Linked DNA regions of Homo sapiens: region 1 is linked to region 2. The links are chromatin loops, found by intact Hi-C in ENCODE. Cell type or tissue: HepG2. All regions are shown on one strand.

Evidence for each region. Hi-C counts contacts between places; a loop is a spot of excess contacts. Peaks named below come from ENCODE experiments on the same cell type or tissue, not always from the same donor. Only the 100,000 strongest peaks of a DNase experiment are listed, where the experiment ranks them.
Region 1: it touches region 2 in a loop (9-fold over the local background); 1 of 110 quality-filtered maps calls a loop at or near these places.

Annotation. Positions count from the first base shown.
Region 1 is chr9:73,913,838-73,918,837 of GRCh38, forward strand. No RefSeq gene overlaps it. Among named protein-coding and RNA genes, the nearest start is that of RORB, 580 kb to the right of the region's middle. In HepG2, a CTCF peak has its summit at 2,369; a DNase peak (open chromatin) is centred at 2,344.
Region 2 is chr9:74,023,314-74,028,313 of GRCh38, forward strand. No RefSeq gene overlaps it. Among named protein-coding and RNA genes, the nearest start is that of RORB, 470 kb to the right of the region's middle. In HepG2, no CTCF peak of the experiment used is centred here; a DNase peak (open chromatin) is centred at 2,348; H3K4me3 peaks cover 316 bases.

The DNA of each region.
Region 1 (5,000 bases), 110 kb before region 2:
ACAACCTGAAACAGTCAGCCAACTATATAAAGTGCCTTTCCTGATATCCATCCTCCCCTGGGGTTTTGAATTATTGACATAATAAAGGCCTTTATGGTTTAAGCCAGTATGAGTCAAAGTTTCTGCTACTTATATTTGAAAACATCTTGGACATAGGAATTTTAACACTATCTTATTGGGGCTCCTTAATATCTGGTTTGCAACTCATATTTGTAAATCATAACAGAAATAAATGCACCATGCTAAAAAAGATAAAGAAATAAAATATTTTGCATCCCTCACCCTACTTCCTCCTCTATTCTTGAAATGTAAACATTTTTAACCCTTTCTGTTTTGATAGTCTTTATCATAATTATAAATAATATTTCTAACTTTACTGACTAGTAAATTTAAAATATACATTTTTTCTGATATGAAATATAATTATTATCCTTCTTACACAACTTTAATTTCCCTTTCTGTCACCTATCTCCAGATTTTAATTTATTATATTATTATTTTAGTTCTGTTAGCAGTTACTTTTATAATTTTAACTAAGAAAATTTATTCTCTAGTTTTGATTCAACAAAATTAAGTAGTACACGTTGATTACCCAGTACATTAGATGAAGAAATAGTAACACTTCTCTGGTACCACTTCTCTCCTTTCTTTCCATATCTGCAAACTCTTTTATCAATGTTCAAAACAGGTACATTATTTTTCTGGAATATTTCTTTTCTTTTCTTTTTTTTTTTTTGGACGCAGAATCTTGCTCTGTCACCCAGGCTAGAGTGCAGTGGTGTGACCTCAGCTCACTGCAACCTCCAACTCCCGGGTTCAAGCAATTATCCTGCCTCAGCCTCCCGAGTAGCTGGGATTACAGGTGCCCGCCACCGCGCCCGGCTAATTTTTGTATTTTTAGTAGACATGGGGTTTCACCATCTTAGCCTTTTTCTGAGCAAATCAGAGTAGTGAATTCCTGACACTGTGATCTACCCGCCTCAGCCTCCCAAAGTGCTGGGATCACAGGCATAAGCCACCATACCTGGGCTCTTCTGGAATATTTCTAAATTTGAAAACACTGAAAATCATTATTCCTTTACATTTGAATGATCCAAATGTTGTTCCACAAAGAATTGAATAGGACTGGAATCAGAAACTGAGGCATAATTCTATCCACATAAATCTATGCCACTTAACATGGAATTTCCAGGCATTAAGATCAAATAGATTCCTTTCCATTTCATCACGTCACATCTTAGTTTGTTTCATATTTGAATCATGACATTCTCGTTTTTCTTTTCCTAGAATATCCAATCACTTTTTCATTACCTTCTGGAAATAAGAGAACTACAGGTTCATCTTATTAAGGCTTCTAACTCTCTCAATTTTTTTCTTCCATAAGTCCAAAATGGTATCTTTTAAAAAGCTCTTTTTACTTCTTGGTCTAAATTGGACAGATAAAAGTCTATGTCAGCTGTACATATGTCTTTCTGAGATTGTTTTTCAAATAAAATGTGGGTTACTTTTACTGCTTGGATCTAATATTTTCTTTTTTGTTGGGTTTCTCTTTTATTGTTTTACTGTATCATGATGTTAAGTAAGTGTTTTAAAGATTTGTATAAAACTAAACATTCTGTCTTCGCAAATCTCAAAAATATGCTTCTTTTGTTCTCATATCTGATTTATACTTTTCAGATTCAAATTCTGAGTATTTGCTTTGCTTCATTAGTTTCTAGCAATTAATAACACTCTTAGAAGTCTGATACCAAGGTGAAAATTTTGTGTTTCTAGATATTCTCATTTCTTCTCCAGAGAATTGAATTTTCTCTTTATATTTGAAGGTCTGAAATTTCAGAATAATGTATCTAATTGTAAATTTTTCTTCATATATTCATGTATTCCCTTCTTCATTTATTCTGTAATGGATGTCAGTGTCTATTATATCAGATTTTCTACTGATTTTTTATGTATTTTGACAATCATATTTTTAATTAGCAAGAAATACTTATTTTGGTTCTACATTTTCTCCTCTTTCATAGTAGCCTTGTCTTGTACTATGAATATGATATTCTCTCACCTTTCTCTAAGAATATTAATTGTAATTGGTAATATATTTCTGTTAGGTTCACTGACTTCCTGTAGTTCCTCTAGTCAATTGTTTTGTTTATTTTTTACATCTATCTCTTCCTACTCTTTACCCAAAATAACTTTCCCTCCAATGGGAGGCATAAGAGAGGGCCATGGGACAAGAGTGATTTTCACTGCGACCTGGGCTTTCTCTTATGGAGCATGGGGAAGCATGAGAGAAGACAGGACACCAGCTCAGGGCTCGCGTAATTTACAAAGTTAAGATGAACTTCACTCCAGGGGGAGCAGTTTTGCTGTACTTTAGCCCTCAGTGGAGCTATGGACCTGCATTTATTGGTTTACTTTTCTATGCTGAATCCTACTAGTCCTCTTTCCAAGCCCAACAGCCACATCATATGTCTTCCACGGTCTTTAGAAAGCAGCTTTCTTGTGTCTTAACACAGGTCAGGCCAAGTGCTGCAGCCAGAGCTCTGTAAACTCGGGTAGTGGAGAGGGAAATTGGGAGGATTTACCTTCCTGGTATTTTCTGTATGATACAGACAACCCTCTGATTAGCTCTGCTGATGGCTGCCCTCTAGACAACTCCACTGGGATGATTAGGACCGGCTCACTCTGAACTTAATGCAGTTTCAGAACCTATGGCTCCTATCTCTGCTTACAGCTTTCTCACCTGTAAGTTTCATCTGTGGTTTCCTGTGTCCCATATATCCATTAATAAAATCTTACCTTTTCTGCCTTTCAGGAATTCTCCAAAATATGTTATCTACTGGTGACAGCCACTAGGGTTTTCACGACTGATATGAATTATTTCATGGCAAACAAAAATTTTTATACTTATATCACTGGTGTGTTGAGAGAACCTATAGATAGATACGTGCTCTCAATACATTATTTTACACTGAATGCATATACACCCACACATATACACATATCGATATGCTCACATATATATCTAATAGAACACATGAAGTAGTTTATGCAAAATTTCCTTAGATAATGATAGCATTGGACTGAAATAAGGACAACATTATTCTGATTGAACAATTATGTCAAGGAAAAAATTTTTAATCCTTGTGAGGCACAGTCACTTATTTTATGTATCACTTTAAACAAGGGAACATGCAAATCAAGGTGATGGGATCAAAGTGATGACAAAACATAAACTATGACAGAAAATAGCATGAAAACAGTAATATTAACAGACGTATCCTGCAAAATTTGAGCAAATTTTTGCAAATTACTCAAAAAATTTTGCAAATTACTCAAAAAATTTTGCAAATTACTCAAAAAAAAATTTGAGTAATCCTGCAAAATTTGAGCAAACTTTAATAACATAAAAAAGAGAAAAAAAAACACCAAGCTGTAGAAAGATCATGTTATTCCATACACATAAAGTTCAATCCCAAGAAATATCAAGGTCTTTCTTATATTTTATTTTTCTCATTTAGCAAGAGAAAACCAGGAGTAGTTGCTGATCTGGGTAATGTCGTACAGAAATTCGCATTCATTTTTTTAGTATCACTGGTTGCTATGCACTTTGTCATAAAAGTTTAATATACTGACTGGCAGCAAATAAAAAATTGCAGGGAGCCAATACCATTCCTTCCTCATCTAGAGACTAAAAGCTAGACTAAGCCATCCAATAAAACTCAGAGCTGTTCCTTTAATTTTCTCATGAGTCCCTTCAGATGACTTAAACAAATGGATGTATTTGCACATGATTATGTAAAGTTAGATAGAACCTACATTAGGCCAGTTACAGTGGCTCACACCTATCCTTTCAACATTTTGGGAGACCAAGGTGGGAGGATTACTTGAGCACAGGAGTTCAAGAGCAGCCTGGGCAACATAGTGAGACCCCATCTCTGCAAAAAATAAAAATTAGCTGGGCATGGTGGCACATGTCTGCAACTTCAGTTACTCCAGAGGCTGAGATGGGAGCATTGCTTGAGCCCAGGAGGTCGAGGCTGCAGTGAGTTGTATTCCTACCACTGCACTCCAGCCACAGAGCAAGAATCTGTCTCAAAACAAAAAACGAACAAATAGAAAAACCCTACATTAATTAGTACCTATTCTAAAGCAATTTTCAATTTCACATACTGTTATTATATACCTTAAGTTGCATTATATTTATTTTGTATTCTTATAAAATGAAATATACTGCCTAAAAAATACTTAAGTAAATATATCTAGTAAAATAAAATAGTTGGTGGGGCAGTAGTATCCCATAATTTAAACTGGCACATATAAATAGTTTAGGATTTATTTTTCTAAAATATTTCCTGGCTGGGCACGGGGGCTCACGCCTGTAATCCTAACACTTTGGGAGGCCGAGGCGGATGGTCACCTGAGGCCGGGAGTTCGAGACCAGCATGACCAATATACGATACTCTGTCTCTACTAAAAATACAAAAATTAGCCAGGCGTGGTGACAGGTGCCTGTAATCCCGGCTACTTGGGAGGCTGAGACAGAGGAATCGCTTGAACCCAGGAGGTGGAGGTTGCAGTGAACAGAGATCACACCACTGCACTCCAGCCTGTGCAACAGAGCGAGACTACATCTCAAAAAGAAATAAAATAATAAAATAAAATATTGCCTGTTTAATTGTTGTATTATTTAAATTGTATGTGAAGTGGGCACACCAGGAGCTAGGTTTCATAGTACACCAAAGGCACATTCCTCAGCTCTTCATGATCTTATACAGCCTATTCATTATAGGCAAGATGAGAGTTATAAGAACTGGGAGAATCCTATTCCCACATTCCTTCCTTGACCTATGAAATAAGAACTTTGCCAATTCTGCCATCGTGTTAGGCAAGTACTGGGGAAGAAGCTTCCGCCATTTTCTCCATCCTATGTACTTCCTCGGCCCCACAGGAAGATGGGTGACTTTTCTAATTAGTATCCTGGGGCAAAGGCTACAGCTTGC
Region 2 (5,000 bases):
TTTTCTTAAGGAAGTATAGCTTGCTGTCTGATGTCAGTCACTGGAGTTTTAAATTTTATAGATGACTGTTAAAACAAAAAGATTATAAAACCATGATTCTAGATGATTTTAAAATTGTATGACTTTAAAATTGTATTTCTGAATAGTAATAATAATGCCAATGGGATTTGCAGGGCTGTGGGTATTTTGTGTGGAACCTTGCATATATATATATACATACACAATTTGTGTAACCCAAATCAATGTGCATGCTGCATTTTGACAGCCCACTTTTAAATGATGCCATGAAAGAAATACTGTGCTGGCCAGTGGAAGTGATTTGTTTGCAAGGCTGCCTTCTGGGAACTAAAGTACAGGGCCCAAAGATGACCGTAGGCACGTGTCTTGGAGCTTTGAGGGGCATGTGATAAACTGCGTCTGTGGTGGGTGGTGTGACAGAAGAGAGGAAAGGGGTGGGGCTATAACGAGTTCAGAACAGCCCACCATTGCCATCTCTGTCTGATCCCAGGTGCCAGAAGGTAATTTAGAAAATTTTGTCAATAGCACTTCCAGTGACCAAGATGCACAGGATATTGGTTCTGGGCTCAGGGCACTCTTCAAGGGTGGCACTGTTGGTTGGTCCTAGGCACTAAAGGAAGTCTAGAACATTTCATTAAAGGCACTTCAATGTATAGGGGGCTCAGCTCAACGAGGTGCAGAGATTATAAAGTAATAACTCATTATTTCCATTTTCCAGATAAAATACAATCTCTCAAAGAGTGTTCACTAATCAAGTAGAGATTTCATTGTATACTAAATAGCACTTTCTTCTACTTGTAAGCAGCTGATTACACCCACACAGTATGTTCCTTCTCTGGGTCATCAAATTCTAAAAAGTTGTGACCAATTACTTTTATCCTTTCAAACAGTTTTAATCATCAACAAAGTCTATCCTTTTGAAAGAATTAAATATAATTTCTCCTCATTTGCTGCCTAAAACTTTTGAAAAAAAAATGTCAGAAGGCAGTTGATGAATACTATCTATTCTCTACTTTCAGCAAAATGAGACTTCCAGCAGATGCCTAAGTTTGAAGCCTACTGCTCCTCCACTCCTCATAGCTTTTATGTATTTATACCTTTCCCATAGTATAATCAGTATTGAGAAAAGTCATCCATATCCATATTAGAGATGATCTATAGCATAAATTCACAGTATTATCCAGCAGCTTCTCGAGTCTATTATTCTCATGCATTTGTTTTCAATTGTGTTTTCCTTCTCTGGTTCATGGATTCACTTTTGGAGGTTACTTTCTTTTAAGAAATGCACCTGCACCTTCTCTACCTTTCTGGAAGGCCTATAACGTATAATTCTCAAATATGCCAAAAAATATTTAAAATTATGTACTTTTCAGTAATCAAATTTAGTCAGGCACTGATAAAATGTTTCTGTGTGTGTGTGTGTGTGTGTGTGTGTGTGTGTGTGTATTTCTATATTATTCCTATAGGTCCTCAGAAGAAAAATATGACAAAGATCTGATAAAAATCACATTTTCAAAGATTTTTTTCTTACACAGAAAGTGTTAATAACAGAATTTGCATGTGATTTATCTTCCTGAATAAAAAATAGAATGAAAAGTTTTAGGATGTTAGAACAAATTATTTCCTATTGTTAATTACAGACATTTAATCTATCACCTAGCAAAATGTGCATGCTAAGAAACAGTGTATATTTATTTTACTTTCTATATCTTACATGTTACTGACAACTTTTGTAGAATATCTCTGTAACATATTTTCAGAGACAACCCAGTGAGGACTTTTGCTTGCTATTTGTCTTTGAAATTATGCCTGATCAATCACCAGTTGACCTGAGATATATCACCAATCAATATTAAACATCCATTTTAAGTAATTGATAACAATCAGACTTTTTAAAAATGGTGAAATATGATCATTTAGGCCAGCTTTAATGGGAAGAGAGTAAAAACCGGAAGGAGTTTCTATCTGAAAATAAATGGAATAGAGTCTTGATAATTATGTGGTTACATACCCCACGAAAAAGGCTAATTCCTAATTCCTTAAATATGAAGAAACACCAATTGCAATGAACTTATTATGCCTTCTGCCTTTTATATATTATGCAACGGATGTATTGATCACCATAAGTGCTTACCTACTCAAGGTTCATGTCTTGTCTTACTGAGTTCAAGTAAATATCATTTCAACCGAGATAACAGTCTGCTGGTGGATTTCCAGACTTTAACCTCTCTTTATTTGCAGTTCTTCCTATTTACCACCCTGTTGCAATTCTGCCTATTCAGATTTTACTGTTAAAACATCAGGTTTATCAAGCTGTTTGCCAATGTGAAAATCTTCACTGAGTCACTGTAAGATTAAATGCTAACTTTCTATCCTTCTAACAACAGTTTGCCTTTGAAATTTCAATTCTGAACTCAACATATAAACTTAGCCAAATATACTGGTCATCTGTGGTCTCCTAGACATGCCTTGCTCTTTTCTTCAACCATAGAAATGTGTGTTTACTGCATTCTTGGCCAGCTGAATCATGCTCGCTATTTGAGGCTGAGTTCCACTTTTTCCTTACGAAATACAATGTTCTATTATTGGGGATAAATTTGTGGTTTACAAAGTAATATCACAGATGATCTCAATTCATTTTATGCTCTCATCAAGCTGATATAAATAGATATTTTACAGATAAGCAAACAGGCTCAAATAGGCCTTCTCAAACTTTTTGAATTCATGTTTCTCTCTCTAACACCTATGACACAATTGTGTAATATTTATTGGTGCAACCATTTGCCAATGTTTTATTTATTTATTATTTATCTAAATTATTTTTATTAAATATTCATTCACTAAACACCTGCTTATTAAGATCTTACAATTTGCCAGGCATTTTTCTGGGCAGAGTCTCTGTACCTCAAAGTTTGTTGCTAGTATTTCCAACTAGATGGGCAACTGCTTTATGTCAGGGTTTACAGTTTTGTCTCTTTGACAGGACCCACTTTAGGTGATATGCAATTTACGTTTAAAGAAAGAATAAAGCAAAAATAAACCATTACTTCATTTGGATAATCACATTTTTAAGCAAAAGCTATGCAAACTTGTATTCTAAACTTCTGACACTTTCCTTTAACTATATTACACACAATTTGCTTTATTAACTTTGGTTTCAAAAGTGTACAGTAAATGGGAAAAAAAAAAACCCACCAAACTCTTTCAGGTCTTATCTCCCTAAGTAATTAACCATAGGGTGCCATTACTGTTAAAACTGAAGACAATTTTTGGGGGCCCTAAAATAATTATGCTGAATATTCAGCATCTTTGGGGAAGGCTAATTGAGAAAAAATGAACTACTAAGCTTCTGTGCTGTGCAACTGCAGCTATTAAGATGTGAAACTGTTGTCATTAGAGTCTCGATGAACATTAGTAAAATGAATTTTTGTACAAGCATGTATTCCTGTTACTTAAACACCTTGATTCCAGATACAAAATAAGTTTTGAAATTTAGCTTTGGGATGCACTTTTATCTTTAGGATTCTCTAAGCTCAGCTATAGTGATGTATTTTTCCCAATATAGAACAAAAAAGATGCCTCTGACTGTGCTACTCATAGGAGATCAACAACTTGGTGAACAGAGAAATGTAAATCCTGTCATCTGTTCAGGTGTGAGGAGCAGGACCTTGGCAATGTGCGTCATCAGCCCTGCATTTGAAGATGAAGTCTGTGACCATGCTCTTTCCTCCATGCAAGAGGTTGCTAAAAGAACCAACGTGTGACCTCAGACCTCTCCACAGTGTACACAAGGGGCTTGCTCTTTGGGTAGTGCTTGGGACCACCACTTGCAAGCCTTTGTTGCTTTCAACTTTGTCTGTTTGCTACAGAAAAAGCTTGACCCCTTTTCCTACACTGAGTTAACTTACCTTTGCTGCAAAGCACGGAGGACTAGATACATCACTGTTGTTTCTTCCCCAAAGCTCAAGCTAAAAAAACCTTAGGTAATAAGTTCCACCACAATCTTCCCCCTCTGTGGTTTCTTTCAATACCCAGTGCTTCAGGTTTTCAAGAATCCTATTATATAAGTAACATAATTTGCCATGTTAAACATGTGGTTCATTTTGTGATAGTTCCTCAGAGGCAAATAGGAGAAGTAAAATATGTTCAAAAGCTTGGTTTTTATAAGTGTAAAATAGGGGGCTGAGTGGATTTAGATTTGAATGGACCTCAGGCACAAAACAGAGGTCTCTCTTGATATAAAAGACTATGAAATTTTTGTTCTACTTTTAGGATCTCCTGCTGCATTAGGGACTTCTTTCTTTAAGTGCCCTAGGGTAATGCAGTTAAGTCTAGGAAGGCTCAATAACAGAAATTTCTTCAATTACCATATAAAGGAAGGAGTATCACTTTACCAACTTTGCTCCTCTTAGTGCTAAAGCCTTGCAAGAGGTAGAATTGAGTCTCCCTACTCAATGCAAGTGAAAACGATAGTCTTTCAGGATACTTGTGTTCTAGATTATTTCATAAAAGGATAATCATCATTCCGGGCAGAAGATCCATTAAATCTCTAGTCATATGCATGAAATTATTAGAGGTATATGTATACTGAAAAAATGAATTTAGTGCTGAATTTTCATTTGCCTTTCCTATATATAGTCCTCTGTATTAATGTCAGCAATCAGATTAAAACTGAAAATTTGACTTCCTCTGCTTCCTCTAATAAAATCTCATTTTTAATTCCTTATTAGAGAATTATTTCAGCAATGAAGGATAATCATATTTTAAATAAAAAACTGTCTCTTATCAGAAAGCCTTATTGCTTTAAATCATTCTTAAAGATGCATTTGAATGCCTTGTTCACCAGCGAGAATAGGTACTACAAGGAAATTCAGAAGACCAACAAGTGGGTCGGGCACAGTGGCTCACATCTGTAATCCCAACACTTTGGGAGGCCAAGGCGGATGGATCACCTGAGGTCAGGAGTTCAATACCAGCCTGGC